Linked DNA regions of Homo sapiens: regions 1 and 3 are each linked to region 2. A link is a loop called in an ENCODE intact Hi-C map of the cell type or tissue named here. Cell type or tissue: OCI-LY7. All regions are shown on one strand.

Region 1 (2,500 bases), 120 kb after region 2:
AGCCTGGCCAACATGGAGAAACCCTGTCTCTACTTAAAACACAAAAATTAGCCAGGCATGATGGCAGGAGCCTGTAATCCCATCTACTCGGGAGGCTGAGGCAGGAGAATTGCTCGAATCAGGGAGTTGGAGGTTGCAGTGAGCTGAGATCATGCCACTGCACTCCAGCCTGGAGACAGAGCAAGACTCCATCTCAAAAAAAAAAAAAAAAAAAAAGATTGCGAAAGCGCCTGCCAGCACCTAAGCAATCAATAAGGGTTATTGGGTTGTGGTTTCTGCCTGGGGACTTTAGAAACCGGGCAGGTGGAGGTCAAAGGCCAGCCCCGCCAGCTCCGCATGGTCTTCTCCACCTTTGGGGCCATCTCAAGTTCTAGATTCCATGAACCTTGCCCTTGAAATCGTCTGGGAATGGAATTATTGCTAATCCCAAAAAGGCTGACACATCACTCCCTGGCAGGGTTCAACCGGGTGGCAACATGGTTTGTGTGGCTGCCCCTGTTTTCCCTCAGAATTCGGATTTTAAAACTTTCAAAATATGAGATTTTTATTTTATATATATATATTTTTTATTATTATTTTTTTTTCGAGTGCGATGGCACAATCTCAGCTCACTGCAACCTCCCAGGCTGGAGTGCAGTGGCGCGATCTCGATCTCGGCTCACTGCAACCTCCGCCTCCTGGGTTCAAGCGATTCTCCTGCCTCAGCTTCCCAAATAGCTGGGACTACAGGTGCGCGCCACCACACCCAGCTAATTTTTTATTTTTAGTAGAGATGGGGTTTCACCATGTTGGACAGGCTGGTCTCGAACTCCCGACCTCAGGTGATCCACCCGCCTCGGCCTCCCAAAGTGCTGGGATTACAGGAGTCAGCCACCGCGCACGGCCGAGATTTAAAAAATTATACGGATGACACCAGATCCTCAGAGCCGGAGCTCTGGGTGCCTCAGCCCCGACAGCGCGTCCGCTCCAGGACCCTGTGGACGATGCTGCCCCCTAGTGGCCGCGGGGCACAAGGCCCACCGGACCACGTTGCTCCATGGAGGGGCTCGAACTGGAGAGCTCCGTCTCTAACCCGCCGCCTCCTTCCGTGCCCTCTGCCGACGCCCTTCCGATTCCTGCAGCCCCTCTGCAGTCCTCCACCTTTTTCTTTCTTTCCTTTTGAGACAGGGTCTCACCTTTGTCACCCAGGCTGGAGTGCAGTGGCATGATCATAGCTCACTGCAGCCTGGAACTCCTGGACTCAAGAGATCCTCCTGCCTCAGCCTCCAGAGTAGCCAGCTCTACAGGCATGCGTTACCAAACTCGGCTAATTTATTTTTATTTTTGTAGAGATGGAGTCTCACTATGTTGCCAGGCTGGTCTTGAACTCCTGGGCCCAAGCCATCTTCCTACCTCAGCCTCCCGAAGTGCTGGAATTACAGGCATGAGCCACCAAGCCCAGCCAATCCTCCGCTTCTATTTAGGTGCTGTGGATAATGTGGCCCAGCAGGGGGCTGGCTGCCATGAAACTGGCCGGGGATTTGGGGGTCTTTATATCCACATGGATGCATCTTTAGGATGAGTTCTATTCTTTGCACATTTTGCTCTAGAGCAATTTTAAAAACCAATCAGCCACAATTTTTTTTTTTTTTGAGATGGAGTTTCACTCTTGTTGTCCAGGCTGGAGTGCAGTGTCACGATCTCAGCTCACTGCAACCTCTGCCTCCCAGGTTAAGTGATTCTCCTGCCTCAGCCACCCGAGTAGCTGGGATTACAGGCACGCACCACCATACCTGGCTAATTTTTTGTATATTTAGTAGAGATGGGGTTTCACCATGTTGGCCAGGCTGGTCTCGAACTCCTGACCTCAGGTGATCCTCCCGCCTTGGCCTCCCAAAGTGCTGGGATTACCGGCGTGAGCCACCGTGCCTGGCCATCAGCCACACTTTTTGAGCAGCCAGGGCTGTGTGGCTGGTACAAAGGTCTTAAGGTTGAAAGGGGCTTGGCTCTTTTTAAAAACTGAGGGCAGGGAAGGTGGGGGTGTGTGTGGGGACTGAGCAGAATGAAGGAGCCGTGGGAAGGAGGAGCACAGGAAAGACTGGTGAGGGGCCACTATCTATCGTCAGGATTTAGGATTTTACAATAAGAGCCCTAGAAAGCTTTGAAGGATGGGGAGGGACTTTGCACTTGAGAAGAATTCCTTTGGGTTGTTGGAGAAGGGATTGTGGGGGCCCTGGAGTCTGGCTGGGAGCCAGAGAGGAGGCCCCGGGGGCTGTACAGGCAGGGATGGGGGTGTTGCCTGTGGACTTGGAGTGAAGGATTCCAGAGGCCCTTTAGAGGTAGCCTGGGTTGGCTAGAGAAGGAAGGATCGCGGATGCTCCTCAGGCTGGTGCAGCCCAGCGGGGAGGATGGAGCCAGAACTCACTGAGATAGGAACAGACTGGGGCAGGATCACTGGTTCTGTTGGACAAGTGGAGTCTGTGATGTTGAGTAGAGTCTGTGATGTTGAGTAGATGGTCTG
Region 2 (2,500 bases):
GACACTGGTCAGAGAACAGGGACACATGGGGAGCCACATAAGTCATGCGGGCTGATATGGAGGCCCACAGCAGCGATTCAGGGGTCCTGGTCCGGGAACTCCTTGAGGAGCCAACCCCTCGGAGCTGAGGACTTGTGGCAGCCAGACATGGTCCAGGGCCAGGGGTGGGACACAGGGACCTGTTGAGGGAGAAGGTCCAGCGTCAGCCCAGGGTACGGAGTTGGCTGGGGGTCCCCGGAGTCATCTTAGCCCTCAGGAAGTCCTGGGGAAAGGTGGCGGTGCTGCCAGGCTGGATTCTTTTGCTCGACTTGGAATTGGCTGGTGGGTCCTGGCAGAGCCGGTCACCCTGAGCCTGAGGAGCTGGTTTGAGGGGTTGGGGCAAAGCCGTGGGGGCGGAGGGGTGTGTGGGGCTCTGGGGTGTGGTCACCACCTTCTTTAGAACTTGGGAACTGCCTGGAGACAGACAGAGAGACAGACCGGGAGAGCTAGTCCTACTCCTTATGGGAACAGTGTGGCTCTCTCCCCCACCATTCCCGAGGCCCCAAAGTTTCTCTCCCCGGAGCTGGGCTGGCACCGTGCTGTGCACGCTTAGGTTTGAGGAAGGGTGATGGCCGCTGGGGAGGATTTAGAATGTGCTGCTTGGGCGGTGGCAGTGGCAGGGATGGAGGGCCTTCTGACTTCTCTTCGTCCCCCATCGATTCATCCAGGCTGGCATTTCCCTGGGCTCAGGCCATCCGGTGGGACTCCCAAGGCTTCCTGAGCACGAGCAATTTCCAGCGTTCCTGGGTGTGCCCGAGGGAGTGTGGGGGGCACGTGGGTGGGCCACAAGAGGATTCCGAAGGAATGAAGCCCCTTTTCCTCCCTGCTGGCCTCAGTTCCCACCAGGGCTGTGGCTGAGCTGTCGCTGGCAGTCTTAGGTAGGTCACTGATAGCATTGCAGGTGTCGTCCCACTGTGGCTTTAGGTCCTTGTGACCACCATGTCACAGCTTGTCTCTGAGTGAGATGTGTGTCATTGCCTGTGAGAGAGTATCCCACTGGTTGTGAATGAAGGTCTTCCCCTTGTGGCGTGCCTGGATGTGTCACCTCTGCCTGCGTTGTCATCGGGCTTGGAGGCAGAGGATGGCAGTGGCATTCTGCTCTGGTGGTGGAGGTTTCCTGCGGGCCCGTAGGGGTTGTAGGTAAGGACTGAAGTGAGTTTCTCGGTCCTGGACATGTCCGCACGCGCAGTTTGTGTCCAGAAGCCTTTGGGAGGTTGAGGACAGCCTTGGGGGTGCAGGCCCCAGCTGAGCAGGCTAAGCAAGGCACTGCACACGGCCTGTCAGGGAGGGGCATCCTGCCCGGTCCCCCGGGGGCTGGAGCGGAGGTTCTGGGGGAAGGGGAAGTGCCTGGAGCTGATCCCGTCTACAGCTACGTGTCCTGGCGGGGCTCGGGGGTAGCTCTTCAGCGACAGAGCCGGAGCGGCCTGGCCCCACGCCCCTGCAGTAGCGTGGTCCGACCGCTGGGGGGAGAGCAAGCAGCGCCCTCCCCAGATCCCGGCCTTGGGTGGGGCAGACAGGCAGCTTCCAAACTGTAATCTACCCCACAGGGCAAGACCAAGCGTTCTGCTCCACCCCCTCTCCTATAGGACGCCACCCTCAGAGTTGGTGTCTTAATCCCAGTGGTTCTGGGTAAAGGCCCACTCTTCCCTGCTTCTGTGTCCAGGTGTGGGGACTCCCCACTGGATCATAGGCTGTCCCCAGCCCCCTTTCACAAGGATTGCAGAGTCCCTCCTGGCCAGGGAGGGAAGAGGGAATCTCCCTCGCTGCTGGAAGTGAGAGCTTGGAGCTTCAGGGCTTCCAAGCTCACTGTAGCATGGGATGGGGCTGTGCGTGGCTGGGGTAGAGAGAGATGGAGAAAGGCGTCACAGCAGAGTCAGAAAGCAACCAGCTGGCTGAGGTTGGGGTGTAAGGGCTGCCCTGGAAGTCAGCATGATGTGAGGGGCCAGGGGAAGGGGGTGATGGGGAGGGGAGGGCTGGAATGACAAGGATGGAAAAACTTCCTCCTGGTGGGAGTTGTGGCTGGGCTGGCGCCTCCCTCTCCTAAGGGCAGGGAGCAGGGAGGAGGCCAGGCAGGTGCACACACACAAGGGGAGGTGCAGGCTCAAGGGACACAGGTGCCAGGTAAACAGGCATAGGGACCTGCAGGACAACTGTCTATTGTGAGCCGGTGAAGGCTGGCTGGGGCTGCAGGCTGCCCTGGGCTGTGTAGAGTGGAGAATGGGGCTGAGGGTCTCCGTGTACTAATGGTGTGTATGTGTGTGTGTGTGCTTGTGTGCCTTTCTTTGAAGGTGCCCAAGTTGCATGTGTTTTGCAACATGTTCATCTAATTCTTCCTGGTAATTCCACCTCCCTAACCTGCCCCTCCTCCCTGCACACTGCCCAGAATCAGCTAGGTGGGTTTGTAAAAGTTGTTAATGCCAGCTTAGACTCTGAGATGTCTGCGCACTTCTGCTCCGGTTAG
Region 3 (2,500 bases), 78 kb after region 2:
CTGGGACTACAGGTGTGTGCCACCATTCTTAGCTAATTTTTGTATTTTTAGTAGAGACGGGATTTCGCCATGTTGGCCAGGCTGATCTCGAACTCCTGGCCTTGAGTGATCCACTCGCCTCGGCCTCCCAAAGTGCTGGGATTACAGGTATGAGCCACCACACCCGGCCCAGGCTAGAGATATAAATTGAGGGTTGTATTAGTTTCTTTTGGTTGCTATAATTATCACAAACTGAGTGGCTTTGAACAACAGCCACTTATTGTTCTGGAGGCTATTGTCTTCCAGTTCTGGAGGACAGAAGCCCAAAATTACAGTGCTAGCAGGGTCATGTTCCCTCTGAAAGGTTCTAGGGAAGAATCCTCCTTTGCCTCTTTCTAGCTGCTGGTGCTCAGAATCCTTGGTGTTTCTTGGCTTAGAGCAGCATAACTCCAATTTCTGCCCCCATCTCCATGTGGCTGCCTTTATCTGTGTCTCTGTGTTTCCTCTTATAAGGACACCAGTCATTAGATCAGGGCTGACTCTAATTCAATATGACCTCATGGTAAAATTTTTTTAATTTTAATTTTAATTTTTATTTATTTATTTATTTATTTTGAGACGGAGTCTCACTCTGTTACCCAAGCTGGAGTGCAATGGCACGATCTTGGCTCACTGCAACCTCCGCCTCCTGGGTTCAAGTGATTCTCCTGCCTCAACCTCCTGAGTAGCTGGGATTACAGGCGCCTGCCACAACGCCCAGCTAATTTTTGTATTTTTAGTAGAGACGGGGTTTCACCATGTTGGTCAGGCTGGTCTCAAACTCCTGACCTCATGATCCACCCACCTCGGCCTCCCAAAGTGCTGGGATTACAGGCGTGAGCCACCATGCCCAGCGACCGCACGGTAAAATTTGATCACATCTGCAAAGACCGTGTTTCCAAATAAGATTCCATTCACAGGTACTGGGGGTTAGGAGTTCAACATATCTTTCGAGGGGGGGACAGAACTCTATCCACCGCAAGGGCCATCAGTGTGTAGGTGATATTTACAGCCAAGAGACTGCTTGGCACCAACTGGGAGAGGATGGAGTAAGAACAGAGAGGACCAAGGGCTGAGACTTGGGGCTCTCCAACATCTGGGATCTAGGAAAAGGAAAAGGAAGAGGATGCAGCAAAGGAAACGGGAGGAACAGCAAGTGTGAGAGGAGGAAAGCCAGGAGGATGTGGGATCTAGAGGAAAGCTCTTCAAAAGGGGTTCCCGACTGTGTCTGTCCAGGAGCTGTTTGTTACTGCTCCACAAGGAAACACCTTATAGAAACTGAGACCAGGTGTTCTGCAACTTTTACAGCAACCTGACGCTGCCAGATCACCCAAGCGTGTACTTCTTTTTCTTTTTTTGAGTCAAGGTCTCCCTCTGTCGCCCAGGCTGGAGTGCAGTGGCACCATCACAGCTCACTGTAGCCTCGACCTCCTGGGCTCAAGGGATCCACCTACCTCAGCCTCTCAAATAGCTGGGACTACAGGTACATGCCACCATACTTGGCTAATTTTTTTTTTTTTTGAGACGGAATCTTGGTCTGTTGCCCAGACTGGAGTACAGTGGCACGATCTCAACTCACTGCAACCTCCGCCTCCTGGGTTCAAGTGATTCTCCTGCCTCAGCCTCCTGAGTAGCTGGGACTACAGGTGCGTGGCACCACGCCCGGCTAATTTTTGTATTTTTAGTAGAGACAGGATTTCGCCATGTTGGTCAGGCTGGTCTCAAACTCCTGACCTCAGGTGATCCACCCGCTTCAGCCTCCCAAAGTGCTGGGATTACAGGCGTGAGCCAGGTGCCCAGCTGAAAATCCAATTTTAAAATAGCAAGTTCAGGCTGGGTGCGGTGGCTCCTGCCTGTAACCCCAGCACTTTGGGAGGCTGAGGCAGGAGGCTCACTCTAGCCCAGGAGTTTGAGACCAGCCGGATCAACATAGTAAGAGTCTGTCTCTACACCGCCCCGCCCCCAAAAAAGAAAAAGATTAGCAGATTAGCAGATTAGCAGGGTATGGTGGCCCGTTCCTGTGGTTTCTGCTACTTGGGAGGCTGAGGAGAGAGGATCACTTGGGCCAGGGTGGTTGAGGCTGCAATGATGACACAGGAAGATCCTATTAAAAAAAAAACTCATCGGGCACGGTAGCTCAAGCCTGTAATCCCAGCACTTTGGGAGGCTGAGGCGGGCGGATCACGAGATCAGGAGATTGAGACCATCCTGGCCAACATGGTGAAGCCCCATCTCTACTAAAAATACAAAAAAAAAAATTAGCCGGGCGTGGTGGCGGGCGCCTGTAATTCCAGCTACTTGGGAGACTGAGGCAGGAGAATTGTTTGAACCTGGGAGGCGGAGGTTGCAGTGAGCCGAGATCGTACCATTGCACTCCAGCCTGGGGGATAGAGCAAGACTCTGTCTCCCAAAAAAACAAAAACAAAAACAAAACCCAAAACAAACCAACCAACCAACCAAACAAACAAAAAAACAACCAAAA

The links. A loop is a pair of places that touch in the nucleus more often than their neighbours do. Peaks named below come from ENCODE experiments on the same cell type or tissue, not always from the same donor. Only the 100,000 strongest peaks of a DNase experiment are listed, where the experiment ranks them.
Region 1: it touches region 2 in a loop (9-fold over the local background); 103 of 110 quality-filtered maps call a loop at or near these places.
Region 3: it touches region 2 in a loop (8-fold over the local background); 2 of 110 quality-filtered maps call a loop at or near these places.

The regions. Positions count from the first base shown.
Region 1 is chr11:62,423,392-62,425,891 of GRCh38, reverse strand. All of the region lies in intron 1 of LOC102723765 (a long non-coding RNA gene), which reads left to right. Among named protein-coding and RNA genes, the nearest start is that of SCGB1A1, 5.6 kb to the right of the region's middle. RefSeq lists enhancers at 1,081-1,150, 1,191-1,280. In OCI-LY7, a CTCF peak has its summit at 1,004 (motif pointing left); a DNase peak (open chromatin) is centred at 991.
Region 2 is chr11:62,541,941-62,544,440 of GRCh38, reverse strand. All of the region lies in intron 1 of AHNAK (AHNAK nucleoprotein), which reads left to right. Among named protein-coding and RNA genes, the nearest start is that of AHNAK, 3.6 kb to the left of the region's middle. RefSeq lists an enhancer at 1,632-1,761. In OCI-LY7, CTCF peaks have their summits at 1,287 and 1,491; a DNase peak (open chromatin) is centred at 1,510; H3K27ac peaks cover 280 bases.
Region 3 is chr11:62,463,707-62,466,206 of GRCh38, reverse strand. It overlaps a transcript of AHNAK not described here. Among named protein-coding and RNA genes, the nearest start is that of SCGB1A1, 46 kb to the right of the region's middle. In OCI-LY7, a CTCF peak has its summit at 1,411; a DNase peak (open chromatin) is centred at 1,326.